Regions from separate parts of the Homo sapiens genome. Here all the other regions are linked to region 2. A link is a loop called in an ENCODE intact Hi-C map of the cell type or tissue named here. Cell type or tissue: HCT116. All regions are shown on one strand. Region 1 overlaps SUFU (SUFU negative regulator of hedgehog signaling). Region 2 has its middle 17 kb from the start of NOLC1. Region 3 overlaps NFKB2 (nuclear factor kappa B subunit 2). Region 4 overlaps SLC68A1 (solute carrier family 68 member 1).

What was found. A loop is a pair of places that touch in the nucleus more often than their neighbours do. Peaks named below come from ENCODE experiments on the same cell type or tissue, not always from the same donor. Only the 100,000 strongest peaks of a DNase experiment are listed, where the experiment ranks them.
Region 1: a loop joins it to region 2, with 7 times the contacts of the local background. A loop is called at or near these places in 17 of 110 quality-filtered maps.
Region 3: a loop joins it to region 2, with 8 times the contacts of the local background. A loop is called at or near these places in 40 of 110 quality-filtered maps.
Region 4: it touches region 2 in a loop (9-fold over the local background); 15 of 110 quality-filtered maps call a loop at or near these places.

Annotation. Positions count from the first base shown.
Region 1 is chr10:102,580,876-102,588,875 of GRCh38, forward strand. All of the region lies in intron 3 of SUFU (SUFU negative regulator of hedgehog signaling), which reads left to right. Among named protein-coding and RNA genes, the nearest start is that of TRIM8-DT, 58 kb to the right of the region's middle. In HCT116, a CTCF peak has its summit at 3,135 (motif pointing left); a DNase peak (open chromatin) is centred at 3,116.
Region 2 is chr10:102,165,536-102,173,535 of GRCh38, forward strand. No RefSeq gene overlaps it. Among named protein-coding and RNA genes, the nearest start is that of NOLC1, 17 kb to the left of the region's middle. In HCT116, a CTCF peak has its summit at 4,057 (motif pointing right); a DNase peak (open chromatin) is centred at 4,086; H3K4me3 peaks cover 567 bases; H3K27ac peaks cover 410 bases.
Region 3 is chr10:102,396,622-102,404,621 of GRCh38, forward strand. NFKB2 (nuclear factor kappa B subunit 2) reads left to right here. Exons shown (of 23, transcript NM_001322934.2): 5 at 104-202; 6 at 283-434; 7 at 681-787; 8 at 906-1,064; 9 at 1,360-1,464; 10 at 1,591-1,676; 11 at 1,764-1,902; 12 at 2,118-2,243; 13 at 2,667-2,876; 14 at 2,956-3,097; 15 at 3,459-3,573; 16 at 3,657-3,870; 17 at 4,034-4,203; 18 at 4,326-4,428; 5 more. The coding sequence ends at 5,755. It overlaps PSD (pleckstrin and Sec7 domain containing), which reads right to left. Exons shown (of 17, transcript NM_002779.5): 15 at 7,962-8,000; 16 at 7,221-7,364; 17 at 5,998-6,809. The coding sequence ends at 6,579. Among named protein-coding and RNA genes, the nearest start is that of NFKB2, 4.9 kb to the left of the region's middle. RefSeq lists enhancers at 1,151-1,445, 4,254-4,950 and silencers at 2,660-2,979, 7,191-7,485. In HCT116, CTCF peaks have their summits at 3,065 (motif pointing left) and 7,359 (motif pointing left); DNase peaks (open chromatin) are centred at 3,030 and 7,360; H3K4me3 peaks cover 2,439 bases; H3K27ac peaks cover 5,328 bases.
Region 4 is chr10:102,474,387-102,482,386 of GRCh38, forward strand. It overlaps SLC68A1 (solute carrier family 68 member 1), which reads left to right. Exons shown (of 10, transcript NM_024789.4): 10 at 1,336-2,659. The coding sequence ends at 1,598. ACTR1A (actin related protein 1A) reads right to left here. Exons shown (of 11, transcript NM_005736.4): 8 at 7,615-7,789; 9 at 7,451-7,512; 10 at 6,746-6,786; 11 at 4,843-6,579. The coding sequence ends at 6,477. Among named protein-coding and RNA genes, the nearest start is that of SLC68A1, 17 kb to the left of the region's middle. In HCT116, a CTCF peak has its summit at 4,756 (motif pointing left); a DNase peak (open chromatin) is centred at 4,725.

The DNA.
Region 1 (8,000 bases), 420 kb after region 2:
TCTCTGGTCTAGAAATTAGGCTTGGGCTGGGCGTGGTGGCTCACACCTGTAATCCCAGCACTCTGGGAGGCCGAGACAGGTGGATCACTTGAGGTCAGGAGTTCAAGACTAGCCTGGCCAACATGGCAAAACTCCATCTCTACTAAATACAAAAATTAGCTGGGCATGGTGGTGTGTACCTGTGGTCCCAGCTACTTGAGAGGCTGAGGCACGAGAATCACTTGAACCCAGGAAGTGGAGGTTGCAGTGAGCCGAGATTGTGTCATTGCACTCCAGCCTGGGCGACAGAGAGAGACTCTGTCTCCAAAAAAAAAAAAAAAAAAAAAAAAAAAAAAAGAAGAAGAAGAAATTAGGCATGGGTTTTAGAAATTAGTATGGGCTTACAGAGAGATCCAGTGGGGGCAGTAGGCAGACTGAGTGGCCCCCATTAGGAGCATCTGGGCTGGGCAGAAGCCAACAGGACTAACTTTGAACTTTATTTCCTTCACTGCCTCAGCCAGAGATGTTTTGTTCAACAAAAACTCCAGATTTTCTCCTCCTCTCACTGGGGAGTCATGAAGCTCCCAGGCCTGTGTGGACCTGTAGTTCTGCCCCCGTAAATATATTTCTGCTCGTGGGCCTTCTGTTGACTTGAGAAGGAGCTGTCTTCCAATCTCAGAGGAAGCCTCCTCTGGGCCCAGCTCCGCTGCGCAGTCCACCATGGCCGCAGCAGTAGCAGCTTGAGCCTTCTCAGGAAGGAGGGCGGGTTAGGCAGTTGCCAGTCTCCCCACAGGTGTCGGCTTCATCCTGGGACTTCCAGATATGGGGCATAGGCTAACTGAACCTTTCCTCCTCAGCAGTCTGTGTTACTGGGGACATGTCTGGCACATCTGACATTTTGGGAAAGAACTGCTAAGCCCCCCTAGGACCAGCTCCGGGTGTTCACAGAAGACACTTAAGCCCTGGTTATCAGAATGATTTGTGAACACCAGAAATGCAAGAGGAGTGGAGATTTTTTCTTGAGAGATTATGATGGCTGTGCCATTGTCAAATATTTGACCTCCAAGTTGACAGACCTGAGTCTCCCAGCCTGCTTTGGGTCACCTCCCATTTTCCTGCTCTCTCAAAAACACCTCTTGCAGACTAGCCACTCCTGTGACACCTGGCACAGTCCAGCTGCGTTTCCTGCCCTTGTTCTCTGTCCCTGGAAAGCACGGAATAATCTCAGAGCACGCAGAAGAGCACCTGGAGAAAAGGGGCATTTGGCTTTCACAGCGCCAAGCTTCACGCTCCTGGGCTCCCAAAGGGAACATTAGTCCCCGCTCCACAGACCAAGCATGTTAATTCTGACCCTGGGTTGGGGTGTTAGTTTCCAGGCTATTATGTAGAACATCACGGGGCCTGTACTTTTGCACAGAAGGGAGGCAGGCTGGCACTGTCTAGAGTTAGGATGAATTAAGAACTCTTGAAGAATGTATTTGTAAGAACTCAAGGAATGTATTTGCTTCTATGTTTCAAAGGCAGCACTATTTTACAAACAATAGCTGTTTTCTTCTGCAACCCCTCTCCCTAGATTTTGCTAACTTATTATATCCGGGACAGTCCAACTTCAAACCACCATAACTGAAGCTGGATGTCAGGGAGGTGGGGGTGGGGTGATGGCCAATTGGAGGAGCCAGTAGGATTCTGTGCGCCTGTTCAGCACCCCCCACGTTTTCAGAGTTCTTGCCCAGGAGTTGTTTGTTAATGGGGAATGAGACGTGGAGGAATGAAATCTTTCTCCCAAGTGAGCAAGGTGTAGAACTGTAACTAGCATTTTTGGCGGGGAGGGGAGAGACTCCTTTTGCTATCCTGGAGTGGTATTTCCCTTCCAGTGAATTTGCCAAACAACATAAAAGTCGGGTAGCTGAGGGAGGTTTCTCCTGGTACCTGGGGGCAAAGCTCCAAGGAGGGAAGGGAATAGAAAGTGTCTACCCAGCCCTTACCTGGAATGGCGACGTTCTTTCAGACACTGGGTGCGGGGGAGCCTCTGCTGTGTGGTTTAAGTGGAGGTCTCTGGGATTTTCACCCTGACTTTTCAATGAGGATACCTTGGGGAGCAAGAGAGAGGAAGCCAGCTCCTGTAACCGCTGGACTGAACAGCTGGGCCTCTAACTGAGACATTATTAGCATTTGAAAGCCCCTCTGAAGGGGCCAAGAGCTTCCCAGGGTGGGCGCAGGGGCCTGAGTGCTGAGACCCCACAGTGGCTCCAACAGAATGGGTCTGAGCATCCAGGGCATAAAGACCAGACCGGACTCAAGAATGAACTCATTGTGGCTTTGTCCCATGCTTGAAAACTGTGACCAGGGCTCTTTCATTGTTAAGAAAGACCATTTCTTGTCCACAGAAGAGCTCATAAGTCTAGTTCCTTCATCAGGCAGAGCTGCGGAAGACCCTGCCCCTCACTAGAAGTTTCTGTTAGTGTCCTGCTCTCCAAGCATTTCTGATGGAAGTTGCACTTTCTGCTCCCCACTTTAACTCAGGAGTACCTTTGGCCAAAGCCTGATCACACATGCTCAGGGTGGAACGTGTTGATCCTAGAGCAACACCTGGGCCCGACTCCCTTTTCTTGCCTTAGAGTCTCCCTTTCCCAGCTGCCTAAATTAAGCCTCTTCCCAAGTTATTAAGCCTGCACAAAGTGCTTTTTGGTCATTCTGGTTCAAACAGTTTGGGTTTGCACAGTATTTTAAAATCATGTTAATTCTGGTTAATAAAAGGTCAAAGGTCATGGCTCCAAATCTTTCCAGCCTTTTCCCTGTTTCCAGCCTAAATAAATCCCCACCCGGTTTGGGGTATGTTTCTTTTTCTTTTTTCTTTTTTTTTAATTGTACTTTAAGTTTTAGGGTACATGTGCACAACGTGCAGGTTTGTTGCATATGTATACATGTGCCATGTTGGTGTGCTGCACCGATTAACTCGTCATTTAACATTAGGTATATCTCCTAATGCTATCCCTCCCCCCTCTCCCCACCCCACAACAGGCCCTGGTGTGTGATGTTCGGTTTGGGGTATGTTTCTACAGACTAGACATCAGATAGGGATGCAGAGCTCCAGGGAACTGGCCCATCTGTTTCTTAAACCAGGAGCAATGGTGCCACCTACTGGGCACTTGCTGGTAGCGACAAGCTCTGTGGCCAGTCCTGTTTTCTGGTGACTTGGGTGAGAGTATCTGTACTGTATTCCAGTACACGAGTAATAACATACTGCAGTAGAAAGCATATTGAGTAGGCACGCTATTTCCTGTTAACAGGCTTAGATACTGTGTTTGGGCAAGTTGCCCAGGGTCACATCCAGTTAGGGATGGAGGCAAATAGAAACAGGGCCTTCCCAACTCCGAAGTTCACCACTAAGCCAGGGTTTGCCAAAACCAGCAGGCGATTTCAGCTGGTAACTGCACAAGAGTGGTAACTGGTAGCATGAATAGTGAAGCCACTTTTCTCTCTTTGGTTCTCTTTGTCTTTTTTTTAATTTAAGATGGGGTCTTACTATGTTGCCCAGGCTGGTTTTGAACTCCTGGGCTCAAGAGATCCTCTCACTGGGCCTCCCAAAATGCTAGGATTACAGGCATGAGCCACCATGCCCGGCCCAGTTTGTTCTCTCTCAGTCTTGGTGATTTTGTCTCAGCTCTATATGACTCTTTAAACCTTGAACAGCTCTTTGACCCTTGTTTATTTCATTTTTTAAACAATTTTAGGTAGGCAACAATATCAGTTAGAAATTAATAACATTTTGTTATATTATCCTGAAGTTACCACTTGAGGTAAGCAACGCTAATTTGCCATTAATTTTCCTTATTTAGTATAGTGATATGAAGTTGCCTTTTCAGAGTAAGTTTGTTTAGGTTAAAAAAAAAAGGCAAGTCAATTTTAGGGGGAAAAATACAGGTAAGTAATGGTACAGATGGTGCACAGATATGGCAAACATGCTGATGGGTGTTGTGGATGAGCCCAAAGTTTGGAAAGTGTTGGGCCATGCCCATCATCACTGACGTACTGTGAGACTGTGGGCAATCTCAAGCATCCTTTTCTCATTTGTAGAAAAGAACATGTTAGTAGGTGATTGTTCAGGTCATGTAGACATACACAGTGCTGTGATGTCTCAGCATTATGGGTCAGGTTTCTCCCAGGCCAGGCTGCTGTGCCTGGGGTGGTGGGAACAAGGAATTTAAAGGCTTGGCCTTGCTTCCCCTACTTTGCCTGTGCCTCAAGATTCCTTCCTTTTGCCTGCTATATTTTCTTTTTTAATAACAGATTTATTGACATACGATTCACATACCATGTAATCCACAGTTGTGAAACCATCACCATAAAAAAAGAACCTCATATTGGTCACTCCCTATTCCCTCCAACCATCACAGCCCTAGACAACCACTAATCTACTATCTGTTTCCATAGATTTGCCTATTCTGGACATTCCATATGGATGGAATCATATAAGGTCTATTATGACTGGCTTTTTTCACTTAGCATAATGTCTTTAAGGTTCATGTTATAGTATATATTAGTATTTTGTTCCTTTTTATTGCCAGATAATACTTGTAATTGCCATCTTTTTTGTTTTAAACATTCTAGTGGATATGAAGTGGTGGTGTCTCATTGTGGGTTTTCTGTTTTCTTTTCTTTTGTTTTTTGAGACAGGGTCTCACTCTGTCATCCAGGCTGGAATACTATGGTGCGACCAAAGCTCACTGCAGCCTCCACATCCCGGGCTCAAACAATCCTCCCACTTCAACCTCCCGAGTACCTGGGACTACAGGCTTGGGCCACCACACCCAGCTAATTTTTTGTTTGTTTGTTTGTTTTTTATAGAGATGGGGTTTTGCCATGGTTGCCCTGGCTGGTCTCAAACTCCTGGCCTCAAGCGATCCTCTCACCTTGGCCTCCCAACACTTTGGGAGGCCACTGCACTGGCCTCATTGTGGTTTTGATTTGCATTCCTCTGATGGTTAATGGCATTGAGGATCTTTTTATGTGCTTATTAGCTATTTGTATATCTTTTTTTTTTTTTTTTGACAGAGTCTCACTCTGTTGCCCAGGCTGGAAGGCAATGGCACGATCCTGGCTCACTGCAACCTCTGCCTTCCGGGTTCAAACAATTCTCCTGTCTCAACCTCCCTAGTAGCTGGGATTACAGGCTCATGCCACCACACCTGGCTAATATTTGTATTTTTAGTAGAGACGGGGTTTCACCATGTTGGCCAGGCTGGTCTTGAACTTCTGACCTCAGGTGATCTGCCCGCCTTGGCCTCCCAAAGTGCTGGGATTACAGGTGTGAGCCACCATGCCCGGCCAGCTATTTGTATGTCTTCTTTGGAGAAATATATTCAGATCCTTTGCTCATTTTTAAATTGAATTATTTATCTTTTATTATTGAGTTGTAAGAACTCTTTATATATTCTGGATACAAAATACTTAATATATGCTGGATACTTATTAGATATATGATTTGCAAATATTTTCTCTCATTCTCTGGGTTTTTTCTTTTAAAATGTGATTAAGCCTGGGCACGGTGGCTTACGCCTGTAATCCCAGCACTTTGGGAGGCCGAGGCGGGTGGATCATGAGGTCAGGAGATCGAGACCATCCTGGCTAACACGGTGAAACCCTGTCTCTACTAAAAATACTAAAAATTAGCCGGGCATGGTGGCGGGTGCCTGTAGTCCCAGCTACTCGGGAGGCTGAGGCAGGAGAATGGCCAGAACTCGGGAGGCGGAGCTTGCAGTGAGCCGAGATCACGCCACCGCACTCTAGCCTGGGCGACAGAGCGAGACTCCGTCTCAAAAAAAAAGAAATTGTGATTAAATATATGTAACATAAAATTTATCATTTTAACAATTTCTAAGTGTACAGTTCTGTGACATTATTAAGTACATTCACATTGTTTTGCAGACATTACCACCATCCATCTCTAGAAGTTTTTCATCTTCCCCAACTTAAACTCTGTACCCACTAAGCAATAACTCCCCACTCGCTTCTCCCCCAGCCTCTGACAACCACCATTCTATTTTCTGTCTCTATAAATTTGCCTACCCTAGGTACTTCATGTAAGTGAAATCATGCAGTATTTGTCCTTTTGTGTCTAGCTTATTTCACTTAACATAATATTATCAAGTTTCACCCATGTTTTAGCATTTGCCAGAATTTCTTTTTTATGGCTGAATAGTATTCCATTGTGTGTAAATACTACATTTTGTTAATCCATTCATCTCTTGATGGACATTTGGGTTGTTTCCACCTTCTGGCAATTGTGAATAATGCTGCTGTGAACATAGGTATACAAATATCTGTTTGAGACCATGCTTTCAGTTATTTTGGCTATATACCCAGATGTGAGCTTGCTGGATCATATGGTAATTCTGTGTTTAAATTTTTTTTGCAGAACCGCCGTACTGTTTTGCACAGCGGCTGCTTCATTTTATATTCCACCAGCAATGCACACGGATTCCAAATTCTTTGCATCCTCACCAACACTTGTGCACTTATTTTCTGTTTTCTTTTTTTTATTAATAGTCACCCTAATGGGTATAAAGTGATATCTCAAAAGTGATTTTGCTTTGCATTTCTTTTTACTTTCTTGATGGTATTGTTTACAGCACAAACAGTTTGTTTTGTTTTGAGACGAAGTCTTGGTCTTGTCACCCAGGCTGGAGTGCAGTAGCGTGATCTCGGCTCACTGCAACCTCCTCCTCCCGGGTTCAAGCAATTCTCCTGCCATAGCCTCCCGAGTAGCTGGGATTACAGGTGCCCACCACTACGCCCGGCAAATTTTTTTGTATTTTTAGTGGAGACGGGGTTTCACCATGTTGGCCAGGCTGGTCTTGAACTCCTGACCTCAGGTGATCTGCCCACCTCAGCCTCCCAAAGTGCTGGGATTACAGGCATGAGCCACTGCGCCCAGCCAGCACAAAAGGTTTTAATTTTGATGAAGTCTAATTTACCTATCCTTTGTTACTTATGCTTTTGATATTGTATGGAAGAAACCTTTGCCTAATCCAAGGTCAAAAGATTTACTCCAATGTTTGCTTCTAAAAGTTTTATAGTTTTAGCTATTACAGTTAGGTCTGTGATCCATTTTGAATTGACTTTTGTTTGTGATATAAGAAAGAGCTCCAACTTTATCCTTTTGCGTGTGAGTATCCAGTTCTTTTAGCAGCATTTGCTGAAAAGACTATTTCCTTTATCGAATTGTTTTGGCCCCCTTGTTGAAAATTAATGCCCACAGGCTGGGCGCAGTGGCTCACGCCTGTAATCCCAGCACTTTGGGAGGCCGAGGCACGCGGATCACGAGGTCAGGAGATCGAGACCCTGGCTAACATGGTGAAACCCCATCTCTACTAAAAATACAAAAAATTAGCTGGGCGTGGTGGCGGGCACCTGTAGTTCCAGCTACTCGGGAGGCTGAGGCAGGAGAACGGCGTGAACCTGGGAGGTGGAGTTGGCAGTGAGCCGAGATCGTGCCACTACACTCCAGCCTGGGCGACAGAGCAAGACTCTGTCTCAAAAAAAAAAAAAAAAGAAAAGTAAATTAATGCCCACAAATGTGAGAGTTTATTTCAGGCCTCTCAATTCTATTACATTGATCAAATGTCTGTCCTTATGCCAGTGCCGCACTGACTTGGTGACTATATCTTTGTAGCAAGTTTTGAAATCAGGAAAATTAAGACCTTCAACTTTGCTCGTCTTCTTTAAGAATGTTTTGGCTATTCTGGGTGTCTTGCATTTCCACGTGAAGTTTTGAATCCGTTTGTGAATTACTGCAAACAGCATACCTGGCATTTTCATAGGGATTGCACTGAACCCGTAGATGGATTTGGGGATACTGCCATCTCAACAACACTAAGTCTTCCGATCCATGAATGTTGGATATTTTTCCGTTTATGTAGGTCTTCTCGAATTTCTTTCAATGATGTTTTGTAGTTTTCAGAGTATAAGTTTTCATTTCCTTTGTTAAATGAAGCATTGTATTATATTTGATGCTACTG
Region 2 (8,000 bases):
CCACTGCACTCCAGCCTGGCGACACAGTGAGACGCTGTCTCAAAAATTTAAAAAAAAAAAAAAAAAATTTCATCTCAGCCCTGTTTCCTGGAACCTGCTTCTGTGTCTCCTTCCAGACAGTTTCTAGGTATGTGCTACTATATGCATCCTCCCCTCCTTTTTTTCTTGGCACAAATGGGGCAGTTCGTCAAGTGCAATGTTTTGCAACTTTCAGAGCTCAATTCATAGCAGAACACAGCAGCTCATTTTTAATGGCTATATGGTACTCTGTTTTAAGTTATTTAAATTAGTACTTTAGGGGCAGAAGTTTAAGTATTTTGCTATTACAAATAGTGTTACACTGGGTAGTCTTATACATGAGACTGAGTATCTGTGTGTTTTTATGTAGGAAATATTCCTAAAAATGATGGCTGGTTCAAAGGATATTTGCATTTATTAATAACATTTTGATCATTATTGCCCTCCAAAATCGTTCTACTAATCGTATAGTTCCAGCAACATTTTATCAAAGTGCCTCTTTGCCCTCTTGCCAACACTATTTACCAAATTGATCTTTGCTACTTGGATAAATGAAAATGCTCTCTCATTTTTGTTTGTTTTTGTTTTATAGTGGTAAAACACGACATTAAATTTACCACTAACCATTTTTAATTGTATGGTTTAGTAGTGTTAAGTATATTCCACTGTGTAACAGATACCTAGGACGTTTTCATCTTGTAAAATTGAAACTATATTCATTAAACACTAATATCCCCTCCTCCCCAGCCCTTGGCAACCATCTTTCTACTTTGTTTTTATGATTTTGGCTACTTTAGATATAACCTCATGAGTGGAACAGTAATGATATTATCTTTTTGTAGCTGGCTTATTTTACTTAGCCAAGCCAATGTCCTCAAGGTTCATCCATGTTATAGCAGGTGACAGGATTCCCTTCCTTTTTAAGACTGCATGATATTCCATTGTACGTCTATACCACTTTCGCCCAGACTGGAGTGCAGTGGCGTGATCTCAGCTTACTGCAACATCCGCCTCCCAGGTTCAAGCAATTCTCTGCCTCAGCCTCCTGAGTAGCTGGGATTATAGGCACCTGCCACCATGCCTGGCTAATTTTTGTATTTTTAGTAGAGACGGGATTTCACCATCTTGGCCAGGCTGGTCTTGAACTCCTGACCTCGTGATCTGCCCACCTCGGCCTCCCAAAGTGCTGGGATTACAGGTGTGAGCTACCACGCCTGGCCTTGGCATTTTTATTTTATTTATTTTGAGACAGGGTCTTGCTCTGTCACCCAGGCTGGAGTACAGTGGTGCAAACTTGGCTCACTACAACCTCCACCTCCCAGGCTCAAGCAATCCTCTCATCTTAGCCTTCCGAATAGCTGGGACCACAGGTATGTGCCACCACACTTGGCTAATTTTTGTGTTTTTTGTAGACAGGGTTTTGTCATGTTGCCCAGGCTGGTCTCGAACTGAGCTCAAGCTATCTGCCTGCCTTGGCCTCCCACAAGTGTTGGGATTACAGACGGGAGCCACCGCGCCCAGCCCGTTTTCATTTTTAAGTTGAATATGACATACATCCATTAATTTATTCTCCTTAAAACATAAATAATTTGTGAGGTTGCTGTTTATTGTTTAAATCATGACTTTTCTTCTGTATTGTATAACCCTTCTCAGTCTTGTTTGCTTTTTTCCGACAGAACTCATTTCCTCTTAGGCCTTGCAAAGCTGAGTCTGCTACGTTTTGCAGCTAGTGTGTTACACAAATGAGGCGGTTTAGCAAATTGCCTAACAGTATTCATTAGGAAGGTTAACCTGAGTCTGCGTTTGTTTGTTTGTTTGTTTGTTTTTGAGACAGGGTCTTGCTCTGTTGCACAGGCTGGAGTGCAGTGGTGCGATTACGATCACCGCTCACTGCAGCCTCAGCCTCTGGGGCTCAAGCAGATACTCTGATCTCAGCCCCCTGAGTAGCTGAGATCCTCCCACCTCAGCCTCCTGAGTAGCTGGGACTACAGTAGTCACTAGGCTTGGCTAGTTGTTTTTTTGTTTGTTTTGTTTTTGTTTTTGTTTTTAATTTTGTTTTGTAGAGACAGGGTCTCCCTGTGTTGCCCAGGCTACTCTCAAACAATCCTCCCACCTCAGCCTCCCAAAGTGCTGGGATTACAGGCGTGAGCCACTGTGCCCAGCCCAGAGTGTACCTTCTGATGTAAAATGAGAATACTGGCTGGGCCTGTAATCCCAGCACTTTGGGAGTCCAAGGCGGGTGGATCACGAGGTCAGGAGATCGAGACTATCCTGGCTACTTGCAGTGAGCTGAGATCGCACCACTGCACTCCAGGCTGGGTGACAGAGCAAGGCTCTGTCTCAAAAAAAGAGAGAATACTATCTCAACTCATTTGTAGATTCTTGACTCTCTCAGAGGCTTGTTGTAAGGACTGAGAATTTAAAGCACTTAGTACAGTCCCTGGCATATTATAAGCACTCCATAACTGCCTCTTGCTCAACAAAAAAAGCTTTGGAAATGATGTTCTTTGGTTTCCTTGTGATGTGCAACATGCCATTTTGGCAAAGGCATCAAGCATATGTTAATGATTATTTCCCTGCAATGGTTTTTTGTTGTTTCACGTTTATCATCTTTATTCCTGATACAAAAATGGATATGTGGAATTGGTCCTATTAGAAACTTCTTAGTTTTGTGAAGAATCTGGAATTCCTACCCCTTGCTGATGGGCTCTGGCACTGAAATCCGCAAATTCAGTCAACCAGACACATGGCTCATGCCCCTCTGCATCATGCTTCATGGACACAGGCAGGAGACTTCCTAATGCCCTGTTGGGGGCTTGCCCTTCGCCCGGTGTAGCCTTACTGCAACCCTGTTAGGTGGGTATCGAGTAGATCATTCCATTTGGGGCCAGGTAAGTCTTTGCTTTTGAGGACTGTCCTGTGTGTTGTAGGATGTGTGGCAGCGTCCCTGGCCTCTAACACTGCATGCCAATAGTTTCCCCTAGTTGTGACAACCAAAAACGGCTCCAGGCATTGCCAAATATTTTCTGGGAAGGAAAATTGCCCCTAGTTGAAAACCACTACGGAAACAGCCCTGAGTATCAAATGATTTACTTAGGGTTGATGAAACTGCAACTTAGTGGCACATTGAGACAAGAACACAGGTCTCTGTATGTCCAAACATGGAGCTACCTGTATTCAATAGTCTTTGTGAACCTGCTATGTACTCGTCATAGAACTCCCAGAGAGCTCAGTGTCTAATGGGGAAAGTCAGGCATGGGAATGGTTTCTGTGCACTGAGCTGAGTTCTGTCCCAAACTGAAGGTCAGAGTAGCACCCCTAAGGGTACAAGCAAGAAAATACTTGGCTTGGCCCGGTGTGGTGGCTCACACCTGTAATCCCAGCACTTTGGGAGGCCGAGGCAGGCAGATCACGAGGTCAGGAGTTCGAGACCAGCCTGGTCAACATAGTGAAACCTCGTCTCTACTAAAAATACAAAAAATTAGCCAGGTGTGGTGGCAGGCGCCTGTAATCCCAGCTACTCAGGAAACTGAGACAGGAGAATCGCTTGAAACCGGAAGGCGGAGGTTGCAGTGAGCCAAGATCGTGCCACTGCACTCCAGCCTGGGCAACAAAGTGAAACTCTGTCTCAAAAAAAAAAAAAAAAAAAAAGAAGAAGAAGAAGAAGAAAAGACTTGGCTGATGGTGGCCTAGGATTCTGAAGACAGCTGCAGTTTGCCAGGAGCGAGAAAAGTGCATACCGTGTAAGGAAGAGTGCCTTTTCCAGTGGGAGAAGAGGGCTGTTAGAATGGGTCAAGCAGAGGTGTGCGGGAGGTGGGGGCAAGATACTGCGAAATTTCACTGAGAGTTCAATGTCAATGGCCTTTTGTACCTAAGTTAGGAATTAGTACTTTATTTTGTCCACCTGAGTATGTTAGGAGATTTGATAGTCTAATACAATACTCCTGGCACTAATCCGGTTGCGGTGAAAGCACTATTTCTGCCGGACCACGAAGTTCTCAAATCCCTCCTGCAGAGCCTGTCTGCAGTTACCGATGGGGCCAGTAGGTGGCGATGTTGCCCCCCTGTTTAGGGAGCTGGGCTGGACTTAAATAGAAGCTTAACTCCTTACTTACTCCAGTGCTATTCAACAAACTTGAAGAGCCGGGCGCAGTGGCTCACGCCTGTAATCCCAGCACTTTGGGAGGCGGAGGCGGGCGGATCACGAGGTCAGCCGATCGAGACCAACCTGGTTAACACAGTGAAACCCCGTCTCTACTAAAAATACAAAAAATTAGCGGGGCGCCGTGGCGGGCGCCTATATAGTCCCAGCTACTCGGGAGGCTGAGGCAGGAGAATGGCGTGAGCCCGGGAGGCGGAGCTTGCAGTGAGCCGAGATAGCGCCACTGCACTCCAGCCTGGGCGACAGAGCGAGACTCCGTCTCAAAAAAAAAAAAAAACACCTTGAAGAGCCCACTGTGAGCCTTTGGATACACAGATGAATAAGACACAGGCCCTCATCTGAGGCTCTTTAGTTTTGGAAATTAGAGAAGGGGTTTTTTGTTTGTTTGTTTGTTTGTTTGTTTTGAGACAGAGTCTCGCTCTGTCGCCCAGGCTGGAGTGCTGTGGTGCCATCTCGGCTCACTGCAAGCTCTGCCTCCTGGGTTCACGCCATTCTCCTGCCTCAGCCTCCCGAGTAGCTGGGACTACAGGCGCCCGCTACGGCGCCCAGCTAATTTTTTTGTATTTTTTAGTAGAGACGGGGTTTCACCGTGCTCTCCATCTCCTGACCTCATGATCTGCCCGCCTCGGTCTCCCAAAGTGCTGGGATTACAGGCGTGAGGCACCGCGCCCGGCCGAGAAGGGAGGTTTTCTGGTCTCTGGTCTGTACTGGTTATCCATGAGAGGTTACCTGATACCTGAAAGCCAGTGGCAGGCAACATGGCTTGTAGAAGATTAATGTTCCCCGTGGAACCCCAACCCTACCTCCAGGTCCTGGCAGGGCCTTCGGGCTCCTGCAAGGGTGACCGGCTGCAGATCCCACTGCTGATGGAAATTGCGGGCCTGTGTTCTTCCTAGGTCTGGGAGCTCAGAGGCTTTGATGCCTTCTCCTCTCTCCTCTCTCTTCCCTCCTCTCCCAGCATAATCTCAAGGAGCTCAGGATTGAGGAGAACAAATGCCAGGCTTCCGCCTTGGAAGTGGATACTTCCAAGTGGCAGAGGAAGTACAGAGTATTTCAAGAAATTAGCCTGCCAAACAGAAATTTATCCATTCAGCAAAAATTCATCCATTCAGAAAATATGAGTGGCTGCCATGCGCCAGGTACATGACATGTGATCCTGTGTGGTAGCTGTTGCAGATACAATCCTGAATGAACAAAAAACACAGTTCCAGCAATCAAAGTTTACTCAAAAAAAGTTTTGTTTACTCAAAAAAGACAAAAAGTTTGTCCGACTAGTGAGGGACAAAAATATTAATCCTCACAAATAAATGTGTAAATACAAACTTCAGTGTGTGAAGGCAGGTTGTACAGAGCTATGAGAGCATGTAATAGGGGCAGCTGACCCATGTGGTGGTGGGACTTCCTCATGGATAGCATGACCATGTAACTTTTTTTTTTTTGAGACGGAGTCTGGCTCTGTCGCCCAGTCTGGAGTGCAGTGGCCTGATCTCCGCTCACTGCAAGCTCCGCCTCCCGGGTTCACTTCATTCTCCTGCCTCAGCCTCCCGAGTAGCTGGGAGTACAGGCGCCCGCCACGCTAATTTTTTGTATTTTTCATAGAGACGGGATTTCACCGTTTTAGCCAGGATGGTCTCGATCTCTTGACCTCGTGATCTGCCCGCCTCGGCCTCCCAAAGTGCTGGGATTACAGGCGTGAGCCACCGTGCCCAGCATGACCATGTAACTTATTGTCTGAACTGGGATGCTTTTGAGAGGAAGAGGGAGGGAAATTAGTCTGAGATGAATAGGTGTAAAGTGAGGCTATGCTAGTCATGCCAGGACATATGGTCACTCTAGTAATAGAAATCTAAGAATAGGAAGTGATGTTTCAGCCAAAACCTGAAGTTAAGGGTTAATTAGGGGAAGCTAGAGGGTTGGGGGTGCTAGATATGTGAGTTTTCCAGTTAGAGGGAATAGCACGTGCAAAGACCTTTTTGTGCCTTGGGAGGATGATGGAGACCCCACACTGAAAGGTCTATGCAGCTGGAATGCAGAGTGAGGAGAGAGAGCAGTGTAACATGAAGCTAGAGAGGTAGGCAGGGGTAGAGTAGGCAGAGGCTTTGTAAGGCATGTTTGAAATGTCGGTCTTTAATAAGGCAGTAGGGGCCAGGCTTGATGGCTCATGCCTGTAATCCCAGCACTTTGGGAGGCTGAGGCGGGCAGATTCCCTGAGGCCAGGAGTTTGAGACCAGTCTGGCCAACATGGCAAAACCCCGTGTCTACTAAAAGTACAAAAAATTAGCCGGGCGTGGTGGTGGGCACCTGTAGTCCCAGCTACTCGGAAAGCTGAGGTAGGAGAATTGCTTGAACCCGGGAGGCGGAAGCTGCAGTGAGCTGAGATTACACCATTGCACTCCAGCCTGGGCAACAAGAGTGAAACTCTGTCTCAAAAAAAAAAAAAAAAAAAAAAAAAAAAAAGGCAATAGGAAGCCATTCAAGGTGTGAGTGTCTTAGCTTGGGCTGCGATAACTAAATACTAGACTGGGTGGCTTAAACAACAGAAATTGATCTCTTACATTCTAGACTCTGGGAAGTGAAGCATCAAGGGGCCGACCAATTCACTTCCTGGTGAGGGCTGTCTTCCTGGCTTGCAGATGGCCATCTTGCTGTGGCCTCACATGATGGGGGCAGAATGGGGCGAACAAATTCTTTGGTGTCTCTCTTTTTTCTTTTGTGTTTGTTTGTTTTAGAGACAGGGTCTTGCTATGTTGTCCAGGCCATAGTGCAGTGGCTATTCACAGGTGTGATCGCAGCACACTACAGCCTCGAACTCCTGGGCTAAAGTGATCCTCCCACTTCAGCCTCCTGAGTAGCTGGGACTACAGACACGTGCCACTGCACCTGGGTCTTCGGTCTCTCTTTTTTTTTATTTTTTTGAGACAGAGTCTTGCTCTGTCGCCCAAGCTGGAGTGCAGTGGCACGATCTCAGCTCACTGCAACCTCCACCTCCTGGGTTTAAGTGATTCTCCTGCCTCAGCCTCCCAAGTAGCTGGGATTACAGGCACGTGCCACCATGCCCAGCTAATTTTTGTACTTTTAGTAGAGACGGGGTTTCCCCATGTTGGCAAGGCTGGTCTAAAACTCCTGACCTCAGGTCGGGCACAGTGGCTCACGCTTGTAATCCCAGTACTTCCGGAGGCTGAGGCAGGTGGATCACGAGGTCAGGAGATTGAGACCATTCTGGCTAACACGTGAAACCCCGTCTTTAGGGAATATACAAAAACTTAGCCAGGCGTGGGGGCGGGTGCCTGTAGTCCCAGCTACTCAGGAGGCTGAGGCAGGAGAATGGTGTGAATCTGGGAGGTGGAGCTTGCAGTGAGCCGAGATCGCACCACTGCACTCCAGCCTGGGCGACAGAGCAAGACTCCGTCTCAAAAAAACAAAACAAAACAAAACAAAACAAAACAAAAAAAACACTCCGGACCTTGTGATCCGCCCGCCTTGGCCTCCTGAAGTGTTGGGATTACAGACGTGAGCCACTGTGCCCAGGCAACGGGCTCTTCTTATGAAGGCACTGATCTCACCTGGGTCTGCACCATCATGACCTCATCTAAACCTAATTAGGTGGTGATTAAAGGCCCCATCTTCCAACATACCACACTGGGGATTAGGGAGTCAATATATGAACTTGAAGACTTCACAAATATTCAGTCCATAAGAGTGAATGTGTATGCGTGTGTGGTTTTTTTTTTTTAATTTTTTTTAATTTTTTTTTTTTTTTGAGGCAGAGTCTCGCTCTGTCGCCCAGGCTGGAGTGCAGTGGCACTATCTCGGCTCACTA
Region 3 (8,000 bases), 230 kb after region 2:
AGAGTGCTGTAGTTTGGTTCAGGGCTACTACCAGGCACTGCGGTCACTGCTGGCCTGGGTGGTCTTCCCTGATCACAATGCTACTATGCCCTTGGACCTTCAGAGAGGCTTCCGATTTCGATATGGCTGTGAAGGCCCCTCCCATGGAGGACTGCCCGGTGCCTCCAGTGAGAAGGGCCGAAAGACCTATCCCACTGTCAAGGTGAGCCAGGATGGTGCTGGAGGGTGGGCTAAGTGGACAGCATGCCCAAGGCCCTGACTGACAGTCCCTGCCTCTCCTAGATCTGTAACTACGAGGGACCAGCCAAGATCGAGGTGGACCTGGTAACACACAGTGACCCACCTCGTGCTCATGCCCACAGTCTGGTGGGCAAGCAATGCTCGGAGCTGGGGATCTGCGCCGTTTCTGTGGGGCCCAAGGACATGACTGCCCAGTAGGTGCCCTCTACGCCTGGCCCCCACTGGTATGCCCGTCTGCCAGTCCCAGGCCCCAGCCCACCTCCATGAGCTTAGCATCTGACCAAGGGGAAAGATGTAGGTTGGCCCCAAACCCAAGGGCCTAAGTAGAAACTCCAATGGCTTCCTTGAGGAAGTAAGGCTGAGCTGAGCCCTGGCAATGGGAAAGGTGCCTCAGGAAGAAAGAACTGCATGGCCAAAGGCCTCCGATTCTCTCTTCTCAGATTTAACAACCTGGGTGTCCTGCATGTGACTAAGAAGAACATGATGGGGACTATGATACAAAAACTTCAGAGGCAGCGGCTCCGCTCTAGGCCCCAGGGCCTTACGGGTATGGGTGCAGGGGGTGGGTCGGGTATGGGTGCAGGGGGTGGGTGGGTCATGGGAGGTGCTCATGGAAGGAGCAGGGAGGGAGAAGCCCAGGGGTCACACATGTACCTACTGCCCAGAGGCCGAGCAGCGGGAGCTGGAGCAAGAGGCCAAAGAACTGAAGAAGGTGATGGATCTGAGTATAGTGCGGCTGCGCTTCTCTGCCTTCCTTAGAGCCAGTGATGGCTCCTTCTCCCTGCCCCTGAAGCCAGTCATCTCCCAGCCCATCCATGACAGCAGTGAGTATCCTGATTGCCTGGGGTGCCAGGCCTGGTGGCAGAGGTGGCATGAGGGGTGACCTCAAGCTGTGCAGTCAAACAGACCCAGGTTTCAGAACCTGGCCCTGCCACATATGAGCTGAGTGATCCTGAGCAAGTCATTTCCCCCCCGAAGCTTCTGTCTTTAGTAAATGTGTATATTGGGTGTTTCCTGCAGCTCCAGGGGTTGCTGAGATAAGGAATACAAAGCCCCCAGCTTCTTAAATGTGGCCTTGGCTATTGCATCATCTCAACTAATCCATATCCCACTCCATAGAATCTCCGGGGGCATCAAACCTGAAGATTTCTCGAATGGACAAGACAGCAGGCTCTGTGCGGGGTGGAGATGAAGTTTATCTGCTTTGTGACAAGGTGCAGAAAGGTGAGACTGGAGCCCACTTTGGGCACCAAGGACATCGAGTATAAGACTGGGGCCAGGGAAGCTCTAGGGTAAATGGCCCCAGAGATTCCACCGGGAGCTGTGGCCAAGCTTCCGTTTTCCTTGTAGATGACATTGAGGTTCGGTTCTATGAGGATGATGAGAATGGATGGCAGGCCTTTGGGGACTTCTCTCCCACAGATGTGCATAAACAGGTACCCAGGGCTAGGGCCCGGGCCCGGGCTGGGGGCTAAATTAGGCTAAGGACTCACTGACACCCTGTGTCTCCCTGCACCCCCCAGTATGCCATTGTGTTCCGGACACCCCCCTATCACAAGATGAAGATTGAGCGGCCTGTAACAGTGTTTCTGCAACTGAAACGCAAGCGAGGAGGGGACGTGTCTGATTCCAAACAGTTCACCTATTACCCTCTGGTGGAAGGTGGAGCTGGGCTGAGGACCTCAGGGTGCTGGCGGGGGGCCAGGCTGGGCTAGAAGAAGGTCCCAAGAGCTAGATGTGGGGATGCATGAGCCAAGTCAGAAGTGCGAGGGTCCCAGGAGGTGCTTCCTAGGAGCCGGCCCTGAGGGCTCTTCTGGGAAGGGCCCCTGAGGCATGACACAATAACTGGGCTCAATCTCATTTTCCTCTGCCCCCAGACAAGGAAGAGGTGCAGCGGAAGCGGAGGAAGGCCTTGCCCACCTTCTCCCAGCCCTTCGGGGGTGGCTCCCACATGGGTGGAGGCTCTGGGGGTGCAGCCGGGGGCTACGGAGGAGCTGGAGGAGGTGAGGGGGTACTGATGGAGGGAGGGGTAAAGGTAAGAGAAGCTGTGGAGGAAAAAAATCTGGGGGAGGCCGGGCGTGGTGGCTCACGCCTGTAATCCAGCCCTTTGGGAGGCCAAGGCAGGCAGATTACCTGAGATCAGGAGTTCAAGACCAGCTTGGCCAACAGCGTGAAACCTCGTCTCTACTAAAAATACAAACATTAGCTGGGCATGGTGGCAGGCGCCTGTAATCCCAGCTACTCGGGAGGCTGAGGCAGGAGAATCGCTTGAACCCTGGGAGACAAGAGGTTGCAGTAAGCTGAGATCACACCACTGCACTCCAGGCTGGGCAATAAGAGCGAAACTCCGTCTCAAAAAAAAAAAAAAAAAATCTGGGAGAGTCATGGCTGGTGCCCGCTTCCCACAGCCCTGCCTGTATCCACAGGTGGCAGCCTCGGTTTCTTCCCCTCCTCCCTGGCCTACAGCCCCTACCAGTCCGGCGCGGGCCCCATGGGCTGCTACCCGGGAGGCGGGGGCGGGGCGCAGATGGCCGCCACGGTGCCCAGCAGGGACTCCGGGGAGGAAGCCGCGGAGCCAAGCGCCCCCTCCAGGACCCCCCAGTGCGAGCCGCAGGCCCCGGAGATGCTGCAGCGAGGTATGGACTCCGGGGCACGGGCGGTCGGGGCGCCGGGGCTGAGGACCTAGCCCTGACCCACGCCCTCTGTGGCCCGTAGCTCGAGAGTACAACGCGCGCCTGTTCGGCCTGGCGCAGCGCAGCGCCCGAGCCCTACTCGACTACGGCGTCACCGCGGACGCGCGCGCGCTGCTGGCGGGACAGCGCCACCTGCTGACGGCGCAGGACGAGAACGGAGACACGTAGGCAACAGAGGGCCTGGCGGACGAGGCGCGGGGTGGGGGCAGGAAAGGGACCGGCACGGAGGCGGGCTCTGCAGTTTTCGGACACGCCAGGCTTCAAGTCCGGCCTCGGTGTTCACAAGCTCTGTTCAAGCTGCTTGGTCTCTCCAAACTTCAGTTTGGTCGACCGTGCAAGGGGTACAGTCATAGCACTTACCTACCTCAAAAGGTGCTGCGAAACGTTAAGTGCAGGCACAGCGATGCCCTGGGCCACGTGCTGGGTTCCATGGGCCCCAGCGAGGGAGACTATGAGGGCGGTGGGGCCTTGAAAGCGAAGGATGCTCTGAGTGGCTGGGCCAGACTCTCGCTCCCCAACCCCCAGACCACTGCACCTAGCCATCATCCACGGGCAGACCAGTGTCATTGAGCAGATAGTCTATGTCATCCACCACGCCCAGGACCTCGGCGTTGTCAACCTCACCAACCACCTGCACCAGGTGCGGGGGCGCCTACTGGGGAGGTGGGAGGGGTTGGAAGGCAAGTGGGTCTCGGGCCTGGCTCACCCTGCTTTCATCCCCAGACGCCCCTGCACCTGGCGGTGATCACGGGGCAGACGAGTGTGGTGAGCTTTCTGCTGCGGGTAGGTGCAGACCCAGCTCTGCTGGATCGGCATGGAGACTCAGCCATGCATCTGGCGCTGCGGGCAGGCGCTGGTGCTCCTGAGCTGCTGCGTGCACTGCTTCAGAGTGGAGCTCCTGCTGTGCCCCAGCTGTTGCATATGCCTGACTTTGAGGGTGAGCTCCCCATCTCACCTGACTAAGGGGGCAGGCGGGGACCAGGGAGGGTATCTGGCCAGTGCCCAGAATGGACTATGAGGTGTCGAGATTGAATGGTCAGGGCTGGTCCAGGGGCTGCCTTAAGGGTCACAGCTGCAGGTTGAGCATCCTGCATCCTTAGGACTGTATCCAGTACACCTGGCAGTCCGAGCCCGAAGCCCTGAGTGCCTGGATCTGCTGGTGGACAGTGGGGCTGAAGTGGAGGCCACAGAGCGGCAGGGGGGACGAACAGCCTTGCATCTAGCCACAGAGATGGAGGAGCTGGGGTTGGTCACCCATCTGGTCACCAAGGTGGGACTGAGGATTGTGGAAGGAGTGGGGCCAAGGGTGGTGGAGGGGCCAAAGATGGTGAAGGGGGGGGCTGGCCAAGGGGACCATGCTGTGGTGTCAACTCTCGCTGCTCGCACCCCCAGCTCCGGGCCAACGTGAACGCTCGCACCTTTGCGGGAAACACACCCCTGCACCTGGCAGCTGGACTGGGGTACCCGACCCTCACCCGCCTCCTTCTGAAGGCTGGTCAGTCTCACCCTCAGGGGCACTTGAACAGGGTGGGGGGAAGGGAGAGAGGTGCCTCCCAGTCCCCCGACTTTGCAGTCCTTAATGTAGGCCCCCACCATACCGCCCCATGACGGCCTCCCTCTCCCAGGTGCTGACATCCATGCTGAAAACGAGGAGCCCCTGTGCCCACTGCCTTCACCCCCTACCTCTGATAGCGACTCGGACTCTGAAGGGCCTGAGAAGGACACCCGAAGCAGCTTCCGGGGCCACACGCCTCTTGACCTCACTTGCAGCACCAAGGTGAGGCCAGCCCGGGACTAGAAGTGCTCTGAGTGACGGGGTCCAGAGTATCTGGACTTAAAGACACAGGCTTAAGGACGAGGTGGGAGGTAGTCAGAACTGCGGCTGTCTCCCCAGGTGAAGACCTTGCTGCTAAATGCTGCTCAGAACACCATGGAGCCACCCCTGACCCCGCCCAGCCCAGCAGGTGAGAAGCATCAGGCATCCCCAGCCCGACTCCTCTGACTCCTCACAGAGGTCTCTTCTCCTTCAGGACCTCTGAAGGAGGCCTCCCTTTCTCTACCCTCAGCCCCGTCCATCACCCCTCATGGTCCTGTCTGTCGCTTACCTTGGGAGAAAGGCAGTGTTCAGGTGTCCATGTCCCCACCCAACTCTGGAGGTAAATGACATGTCTGTATGTGTGTCCCCCTAAGGGCCGGGACTGTCACTTGGTGATACAGCTCTGCAGAACCTGGAGCAGCTGCTAGACGGGCCAGAAGCCCAGGGCAGCTGGGCAGAGCTGGCAGAGCGTCTGGGGCTGCGCAGCCTGGTAGACACGTACCGACAGACAACCTCACCCAGTGGCAGCCTCCTGCGCAGCTACGAGGTGGGTTGGCCTGTGCCCTGCCCCCTCCCCAGCCTCCTTTCCCGATCTGAGTCCAGGTGCCTCCTTGGCCCCAGGGCTCCCGAGCACATGCCCTAACCATGACTCAGACCTCATTCCTCTGTCTTCTCAGCTGGCTGGCGGGGACCTGGCAGGTCTACTGGAGGCCCTGTCTGACATGGGCCTAGAGGAGGGAGTGAGGCTGCTGAGGGGTCCAGAAACCCGAGACAAGCTGCCCAGCACAGGTAAAGGGGCCTCCCTGGAAGGTGGATCTGGACCTGGAGGGCCGGAGGCCTGAGGCTTTGACTATCCCATTCCTGTCCCCATTTACCCCCAGCAGAGGTGAAGGAAGACAGTGCGTACGGGAGCCAGTCAGTGGAGCAGGAGGCAGAGAAGCTGGGCCCACCCCCTGAGCCACCAGGAGGGCTCTGCCACGGGCACCCCCAGCCTCAGGTGCACTGACCTGCTGCCTGCCCCCAGCCCCCTTCCCGGACCCCCTGTACAGCGTCCCCACCTATTTCAAATCTTATTTAACACCCCACACCCACCCCTCAGTTGGGACAAATAAAGGATTCTCATGGGAAGGGGAGGACCCCTCCTTCCCAACTTATGGCAGCCCCTGATGTGACTCTTGTCCCTGGAACCAGCTACCCACCCTGCCCACATGCCAGGCATGGTGAGAAGAGAAGGAGGAGGCCCAGCCAGCAAGTCCAGAGCAGTTTTAATGGGGGTGGAGGCTGTACAAAGGGCAAGGCCCACTGAAGCGGGGGAAAGCCAGGCCGTGCTGCCCCCGGCCCAGGTATGGGGCCTTGGCATGGACGCCCTTCCTCCACCTCCAGCAAGAGAAAGAGTAAGCCCTTGGGGAGGAAGGAGGGGAAACCAGCTCAGCCCCAAATCCTGGTCTCTGTCCAAGCCAGGCCCCAGGACAGAGGGGGACTGATGGTGTCAGGGTGGGGGTGGTCTCAGCAGAAAGCAGAAACGGCATCAGGCCTCTCCCACACAAAAAAAAAGCATCAAAAGTTCAGGGGCGCTAGCCCCTCCCGCCCCCGCCCACCCTGTACGAAAAAGTGCAAAACATTATCACAAAAAGGGGCTCTCGGAGGTGCCCCTAGCCTAGGCTCCTGAGGCCCAGGCCCCAGCCCTGCCCTGCCCCGGACACCGCGTCCGGCGCGGTCGGGCCCTAGGCCGGGAGGCCCTCGTGGGTGGCCCGAGGCCGGCCCGGGCTCAGGCAGGGCCATGTCATCCTTCAGGTGCCCAGCAGGCACTCCCCACCCTAAACCTCATCTCAGGGCTTCCGCCGCCCACTGCCTGCCCCTGGCCGAGGCTCTGAGCTGTGACGCTGAGCCCGGGGCTGGCTGGAGGGTTTGGGCTGCAGGGAGGGACTGGAGTGAGAAGGAGGGAGTCCATCCTCTGTGCTCCCGGCCTGGGCCAGTGCTGCCTCCACTGCATCCAGCTCCTCACTGCCTGCCTTCAGCTTGACCCGAAGCAGCGCTGCATAGGTGCTGTAGCGGGATTTCTGAGGCAGAGGGGCAGGGGCTGTGAGAGCCTCTTCTCTGCCTTCTGCCCACCCCACCATCTGGACCAGGGAGGGCCGCCAGCAGGGCAGAAGATGGCAGGTGCCCACCCAGGACTGTGAGATGGTCCCATGCGGGCTGGTGCCCCCTCTGGGCTCTCCTGGGACCATCATCTATAACCTAATGTGTCTTGAGCCTTTACTAGAGCTGGGGAAATGGCACGCTTGAGACATGCCTCACCTCGAGACCCCAGTGGATGTCAAATGTTATCCTTGTTGCACAGAGGAGGAAACTGAGGCTTAGGTTAAGCAACCTGCCCAAGGACCTCCGGCCGGTTCCACTGTTAGAGTTCATGCCCTTCACCCTAGTATGGGCCTGCGTGTGTGGACAGAGGGGCAGACAGGGAGGCTCACCTCAAACTCCAGGTAGGCCTCCTTCTGCCGCTGCTCTTCAGCCTCCTTGCCCCGGCCCTTCTTGCCCAGCTGGGCGGCCCGGTGCTCCCGCAGCTCACTTGCCATGGCCTTCAGCTTGGCCTCGTGGGTCCGCACCTGCTCCTCCTAGCGGCCAGGGGGAGGCATGGTCATGGTCACTCTGCCCTATACAGTGCCTCTGCAGATTTTTAAAAAGATACCCCTTCCAGCCGGGCGCGGTGGCTCACGCCTGTAATCCCAGCACTTTGGGAGGCCAAGGCGGGCGGATCACGAGGTCAGGAGATCGAGACCATCCTGGCTAACACGGTGAAACCCCGTCTCTACTAAAAATATAAAAAATTAGCCAGGCGTGGTGGCAGGTGCCTGTAGTCCCAGCTACTCAGGAGGCTGGGGCAGGAGAACGGCGTGAACCCGGGAGGCAGAGCTTGCAGTGAGCTGAGATCGTGCCACGGCACTCCCACCTGGGCAACAGAGCGAGACTCCATCTCAAAAAAAAAAAAAAAAAAGATGCCCCTTCCTTTGGACAAACAAAGCACTATGTTTGGGTTCCCAGCCGGCAAGCGGGACCCAGTGGGGGCTGGATTTCAGTCCCTGCTCACCCCTGTGGCCAGCATCCTGGTGCAGGGGACATCTCCACGATCACACGCAGCAGCCTTGAGTGCAGTGGGCCTGAGCCTAACACCCTCCATCCCACTGGCACTAGGTGGACAGAGCTTGGGCTACCTGGGAGAGGCGGGTGGCAGCGCTGGGCAGGAGAGGGCG
Region 4 (8,000 bases), 310 kb after region 2:
AAGGTGATGTGAGATGGCGTGACCAAGAAGCTATGTAGTATTATCAGGGAAGGCCTCTCCGAGAAGGTGCCCCTCAGGATGTGAGCTGAATGGCAAGGATTTGTCTAGAAAAGGTCTCAGTGAATCGCAGGCAGAGGGAACAGCAGGCGCAAAGGCCCAGGGTGTCAGGGGTGATTAGGAAATGTGGCTGGAAAAGCGAAGAGGACTTTGTTGATCAGGGCAGTGTTGGAAGCAAGCTGTTGGGAGGGTTTTATTTTTATTTATTTATTTATTTACTTTTTGAGATAGGGTCTCCCTGTCACCCAGGCTGGAGTGCAGTGGCACGATCTTGGCTCACTGCAGCCTCGACCTCCCAGGTTCAAGTGAGCCTGCCACCTAGCCTCCCAAGTAGTTGGGACCACAGGCGTATGCCACCATGCCTGGGTAACTTTTTGTATTTTATGTAGAGATGGGGTTTTGCCAGGTTGCCCAGGCTGGTCTCAAACTCCTGAGCTCAGGTGATCCACCCACCTTGGCCTCCCAAAGTGCTGGGATTACAGGCATGAGCCACCACGCCCGGCCAGGGAGGGTTTTAAACAGGGAAGTGACGTAGTGTGATTGACTTTTTAACAAAATTCACTCTGGGCTGGGTGAGGTGGCTCACACCTGTAATCCCAGCACTTTGGGAGGCTGAGGAGGGCAGATCACCTGAGGTCAGGAGTTTGAGACCAGCCTGGTCAACATATAGTGAAACCCCCGCCTCTACTAAAAAATACAAAAATTAGCTGGGTGTGGTGGCGCATGCCTGTAGCCCCAGCTATTTGGGAAGCTGAGGCAGGAGAATCGCTTGAAACTGGGAGGCCGAGGTTGCAGTGAGTGGAGATCGTGCTACTTCACTCCAGCCTAGGTGACAGAGCGAGACTCCCTCTTTCCAAAAAAAAAAAAGTTCACTCTGGCTGCCATATGGACAGCAGATCATAGGGAGGCCAGAATGGGGACAGCAGGGACATCTTTGGGAGACTGGCAGAGGCCGTGGAGACTTGGGCCAGGGTGGTGGCAGGTGGGATACGTTTTGGAGTTGGGGGGAGATGAAGGATTGGGTGTTGGGGAGTGATGGCGTGAAACCAACCAGGGAACTGAGGAGGACTTTGAGGTTTTGGGCCTGAGTTATTGGGTGGATGGTGGTGCCCGTCACTGAGATGGGAAGAGTAGGAGAGGAGTGGGTTTGGAGGAATCAGGAGTTGTGGTCTGGACACGTCCATGTGGTGTCTGAGATGTCACACCATAGACTTGGAGGGCACCAAGGCTTGGAGGACAGTGGGCTGACCATGGTCTTTCTGTGCTCTCTTGTCCTAGGTCATGACCTCTTCCAGCAGTCCCTCATAACCCCTGTGGGGAGTGCCCATCCCTGGCCAGAGCCCCCAGCTCCAGCCCCTGCACAGGCCCCGACGCTCCGCCAGGGCTGCTTCTACCTGCTGGTGCTGGTGCCCATCACCTGTGCTCTGCTGCAGCTCTTCACCTGGTCCCAGTTCACGCTGCATGGGAGACGCCTGCACATGGTCAAGGCCCAGCGCCAGAACCTGTCACAGGCCCAAACCCTGGATGTTAAGATGGTGTGAGAGCTGTGGCAAGGTCACCCCACTGAGGATGCTGCTGGCAGCCTGGGGAAGGAGCCAGTTTTTTTTGGTTTTTTTTTTAAGGATTTCATAGTTTTTTTTTTTTTTTTTTGGAGCTGTTGCCCAAAAAAATGGATCTGTTGCAGTGGTGCAATCTGGGCTCACTGAAACCACCACCCAGGTTCAAGCAATTATCCTGCCTCAGCCTCCCGAGTAGGTGGGATTATAGGAGCGTGCCACCATGCCCGGCTACTTTTTGTATTTTTAGTAGAGACAGGGTTTCATCATGTTGGCCAGGCTAGTCTCAAACCCCTGACCTTAGGTGATCAGCCCGCCTCGGCCTCCCAGAGTGCTGGGATTACAGGCGTGAGCCACTGTGGCCAACCTAATTTTTGTATTATTTAGTAGAGACAGGGTTTCACCACATTGGCCAGGCTGGTCTCGAACTCCTGACCTCAAGTGATCTGCCTGCCTTGGTCTCCCAAAGTGCTGGGAATACAGGCATGAGCCACCGCACTCGGCCAGGAGCTAGTTTTACCAGCACCCTGCTCCACTGCCTTCCTCTAGTGCAGCCTGGAAGACATGGCAGCGGGTAGCTCCTGGGGCTGAGCCAGAAGCATCACTGCAGTGAAAGTCTCTGCTTACCTGTCTGGCTCAGCTTGGGCAAGGGCTGGGCCATATGTGCTCAGGGACGTGCTTCTCTTGTAAGGCAGGAGGACAGAAGAGGACCAAGAAGGGAGGGGGCTGCCCTGTGGTGCACACAGGCCTGCCATGGGGCGTGGGAGCCCATCCCGCTGCCTGACTGGAGCTGGCCGCTGTGGTGGACTCAGGAACCACTTTTAATACTGCAACTGCTCCCTTTTGCCCAGTCAGGGAAAGCTGACTGTAAGTCCCACCTCCCACTCCGTCCACCCTTCTAGTGGTTTCTCTGAGAGGTTTCTCTGCTTCAGCTGTGCTTGAAGTGGCATGCCTCCTCTGCTGCAGGGCTCCCCCACCCCCACACGGCCTCTAAAGATGTTTATTTCCTTATAGACTGATTAAAGTCAGCCATTCTTTTTCCTCAAGTCTGTGCTGTGTGAGTGAGTGGTGGGTTGCTGGGGTTGAGAACCAGGATTCCTTACTGACTAGAAAAAGCCCCTGAGAGCATTTTTCTGAATAAGAGTGGTAGGTAGGCCGGGCGCAGTGGCTCATGCCTGTAATCCCAGCACTTTGGGAAGCCGAGGTGGGTGGATCACCTGAGGTCTGGAGTTTGAGACCAGCCTGAGCCAACATGGCAAAACCCCATCTCTACTAAAAATACAAAAATTAGCCAGGTGTAGTGGTGTGTGCCTGTAATCCCAGCTACTTGGGAGGCTGGGGCAGGAGAATCGCTTGAACCCAGGAGGAGGAGGTTGCATTGATCGCGCCACTGCATGCACTCCAACCTGGGCGACAGAATGAGACTCCATCTCAAAGAAAAAAAAAACCCACCTTGGTGGGTTACCAAGATGCCAGGGAGAAAAACATAGATTGGTAACTGCATAGGCACTCGGGCCCAAAATGACCATTAGGCCTCAGTGCATTTCCCATGTATCACTGCTGGACATGGTAGTCAAAGAGAGAGGAGCCTCTTTTAGGCCCGAGGTTCTCAGCCTTGGGGTCCCCTGGGGAACTTAAAAAATACTGACATCTCAGTTCCATTCCTTGGGATTCTGACTTAATGTGTCTGGGGTATGGCCTGGGCAGTAGGATTTTGAACATCTCTGTAGGTGATTTTATCATGCAGCTGGCACTGAAAACCATGACTCTCAGCCACCATTTCTCAACCTTGGCACTAGCACTGGAGATATTTGGGGCCAGATTGTTCTCTGTTGTAGACATTTAGCACCCCCCACCCCACCCCACACACACACCAGTTGCGACAAACAAATACATCTCCAGGCATTGCCAGATGTGTCCTGGGAGGCAAAATTGGTTCCAATTGGGAACCACTGCTCTAGGCCAATGGTTTTTTACAGGCTGCATGGTGATTAAAAATGTAGGCTGTAGGTTCTATGGCCTGGGTTTACATTCGGGATTAAGAAAGGCCAGCGCTGGGCACGGTGGCTCACACCTGTAATCCCAGCACTTTGGGAGGCCGAGGCAGGCAGATCACCTGAGGTCAGAAGTTCGAGACTAGCTTGGCCAACATGGTCAAACCCCATCTTTATTAAAAATATGAAAATTAGCTGGGCACAGTGGCAGGCACCTGTAATCCCAGATACTTGGGAGGCTGAGGCAGGAGAATTGCTTGAACCCAGGAGGCAGAGGTTGCAGTGAGCGGAGATTGAGATTGTGCCTCTGTACTCTAGCCTGGTGACAAAGTGAGACATGATCTCAAAAAAAAAAAAAAAAAAAAAAAAAGGCAGAACTTTGGAAAATTGCTTAATCTTTCTGTGGCTCCAAATCCTTATCTGTAAAATGGACAACAAAAGCACGTATATTTTGTAAGGTTATTGGGAAGATTAAATAGTTACCATTTGGCAAAGACCTGGCAATTTTCCTCCCAAGTGCAGGTTTTAAACGGAGAAGTGATTAATCAGGATATCTGAGTATGGGCCCTGGAAACTGCACTGTAATAAGCTCCTGGCCTTCTTCTTTTTTTTTTTTTTTTTTTTGAGACAGAGTCTTACTCTGTCGCCCAGGCTGGTGCGATCTCAGCTCACTGCAACCTCTACTGCCCGGGTTCAAGCGATTCTCCTGCGTCAGCCTCCTGAGTAGCTGGGATTACAGGCGCCTGCCACCACGCCCGGCTAATTTTTGTAGTTTTTAGTAGAGACGGGATCTCACCATCTTGGCCAGGCTGGTCTTGAACTCCTGACCTTATGATGCACTTGCCTTGGCCTCCCAAAGTGCTGGGATTACAGGTGTGGCGTGAGCCACCGTGCCCGGCCAAGCTCCTGGCCTTCTTATTCACTTGACAGTTTTGAGAATCTTTGATTTCAGGGATGTTGAGAGCTGCTCCTGTCATCTGGAGTTGAGTCTCACCCATGGGCTACAGTGTACACAGGAGTGGGACCTTCTGTTCTTGAACTTAGGCTGTGGTGTGATCACCCTTTTCTCTGCATCCACCTGACAGGCTGGGACTTGGGCTATGCTCTGGACAAGGCTGGCTGGTGCAATGATGCCCTCTAGAGGATGGATCAGGCCCAGTCACCACCTCAGATTCAGTGCCTGCTGCTCTTCCTCTTTCCACTTGGCCCTGGTGACAGACAGATAGAGGCCCAGCTGACGTGTCTATCGGAACGACTTTATTTCAGTACACTGGGCCCCACCAGGCAATGTGGTTTGTGCGAGGCTGTGCGAGGGACAGGCTTGGGCTAAGAGAAGGGAGGTGAGTTGGTTAAGCGCACTGCAGTCCGCGGGGCGCTACGTTGCTTTCACACATACCTGCTGCTGTGGCCCACACCTGGCAGGGGCCTTTGGTCATAGGACGGCGTGGGGGAGAATACTGTGTGAAGTCTGGGATTGGGGTGGGTCTTGGTGTCACAGGTGAGGGTGCCGGTGAAGACAGGCTGGCCCCAGCTTTGCACCATCTAGGCTGAAGGCCTTTGGACCACTCCTAGGAGTCAGGCCTGGCTCCATTAGCTCCTGGCACTCTGGTCTGGCCCACTCCCTCCTTAACCAAGCAGGTCCAAGGTCAAGAATGGCACAAGATCAGCCCAGAGGGGGCCTTCCCACCTCTACAACCTAGTCCCCTGGTCAGCTACAGTGGCAAAAGGCAACTTGGTAAATTGCAGCTTTCTCCAGTCTTAAGGGCACTGGCTCTCCAACACCCCTCCCTTGCTTAGGGGCCTCTGCCAAAGAAAAATTTTACCTCCTGTTTCAGAAAATCTAACCAGCAACCAGCCTGTTGATTCCAGGGCAGTGAGCAAGAGGAAAAGGGAGAAAGAGCCTGGTGGGAGTGTCTTTGAGTGTAGCTTCCAATCTCAAATGGTCCTGGAACCTGTGGACACTGTCAGCTCACCATCAGCTGGGAGAGGTGGGGCCCTGGAGGCTAAGCTTAGGTGCTGTAAACATTAGTGTAGCAAGGCAGGAGGCAGCAAGCTCCCTCTCTCCAGCCCCTAACTGAACAAACACTTCAATAAATAAAACGGTTTGAAGATGGCATTGCAACAAGAACAGATGGAAAGCGAGGTCCTGGAACCAGCAGGTGCCTTAAACTCTCCCAAGGCCCCCGAAAGGGGACTGGGCTGGGAACATTAACTCTGCAGCCATTCAGAGTGAGGACTGCTCCTGCCCTCCTCCAGTGGCCGGTGTGGTCCTGTTCCCTGGTGAACATGAGGGCCTCCTGCTCTCTCCTGACTCCAGTCTCTGTAATAGCTCTTGGGGTGCTTTTCCAGCCTCCCAAACCAAAATGGCAACAAAACCAGACAGAACTCAACCCCAGTCCCAGTCCTCAGTGTGCAGTCAGGAGGCATCGATAGTGGAGGCAGCAGCTGCCTGGGGCCTCAGGGCACCCTGGGGGTGGGGGTGAGGGTGGGGCCAGCCCAGCCTAGGATGGTCAGCAGCAAGGTCTCCCGGGGGATGGCTTACCTCCCTCTGTCTCCCTGTGGTAGTAAACGGAGTCCCCCACAGCCAGCCAGAGGCCACCTGAGGAGGGAGCACAGCCTCTGCCAGCGCTCTTCCCTGTCAGGAGCCAGTTAGTGGTCAACCCCAGGCCTCAGGCCATCACCACTGCAGGTAGTTCATCGTCCTTTCTGGGCCCAGGGTCCCAGGGCCACACGGCACTCGCATGTGCACACACACTCATATCCACACACGCACTCACACACAGGCAGTTCCTCGCAAACACTCCGACTCAAGAAAGCGAGTTTTAAAGTGGAGTTAACTTCAGAGAGAGGTGAAGATGATGTCCCGACATTAGAAGGTTTTTCTGTGGATGGATCGGGCACCGTCTTCCTCATATTCCTTTTTGGAGACCCACATCTTCTTAAAGGTGTCCAGGGAGGCAAGGATGGAGCCCCTGGAGGGAGGAAACCCAGAGGAACTGTGTGAGAGAGAAGTGGCTGTGTGTGGAGCCTACCAGTCCCCTGGGGCCAAACCAAATCAGGCTTTTCTTTAGAGGGTGCTGAGGGGTTATCAGTGCCATCACTTCCTGTTCTGTTCTTACTCCTGGAAGAGCTACTCACCCAATCCACGTGGAATACAGTCTCTCCTGAGGTGCAGATATCTGCAAAGGTGGGGGAAAGAGGAATCTGAGACTTCCAGCCCTCCCGCTCCCTTTCCCTACAATGCTCCTCTTTCTGCCCATGGCAGGGGATACATTTTACACAAGCCTGAAGCTCTGGCCTCTCTGGAGGGCACTGTGGCCAGCCTGCCACTCATCTGGGGAAGCAGGTTTCCAGTCCCCACAGGTCCCAGGGAAGCTGGGACTATTGGGGGGGGCAGGGAGAAGCAGACTCCATGGCAAGAACTGTACTCCTTCCTTTAGGATCCCCGCTCTCCTCAGACAGCCAACCTCCTTCACCTATCACTAAGGTGTCAGACTGTGTGACAGGGGAGCCACCTGGGCAGGGGGCACAGCAACAGTAAGTCAGTCTCCTCTTAAGATTATAGTTTCCCTGAAAGATCACGCAGGGGGCCCTCTACCTAGTACCCTGCCTCATCTGGGTATTAGAACTGCCTGCCTTTGGTGTGAAGAGGGAGAATGAGAACTCAGCCTCCCTGTGGCTGACCTAGACCTCAGGGTCAGTGTACAGGCTGGGAACCTGGCGCTGCTTGTAGAGCCATGGCTGCTTGAAGAGCTTGGGCAAAGCTAGAGGGAAGCTACGCCAGGTGGCACTCTGTCCATGGAAGCCTAGTTCCACCCAGGCCAGGCCCCACCATGCTCCTACCCTGATCTTCACATCTTTTGGAGCTAGTTTCTTCACTTCACTCAGGAGCCTGTCACCAAAACCTGAATGGGCAAAGAGGAGAACTTCAAGTCAATTCTCAGGGTGCCTGGAGCCAGCAGGAGCTGAACACTTCCAGGGGAAGGGCTCCAAGAGAAGAGACAAACCTTTGAACAGGGTAGAGCCTCCTGAGAGGACAATGTTAGAGAAAAGCGTGCGCCGCAGGTCCATGTCTGACTTCTGAATGGCGAACACCAGGACCTCGTGGATGCCTTCACTCTCCTCTCCAATCAAATCTGGCCTGAAGAGCAACTCAGGGGCCCGGAATCGGGAAGGACCAATCTGCAGGTAGGAGGGCCAGCTGAAGAGGTCGGAGCTGGGACCAAGGTCCCTTTGGGAGTGGGAATGGAAGACGCCCCTCTGCACGTCACTTAGTAACTGGGTGGCTATGAAGGCCAGGCTCAAGACAGACTCTACATGTCAAGGGCTTAAAGGAACAAAGATAGGCCTCCTGGAAACTAGTGAGGGGAGGCTCCTATATTTCCTTCTCGCT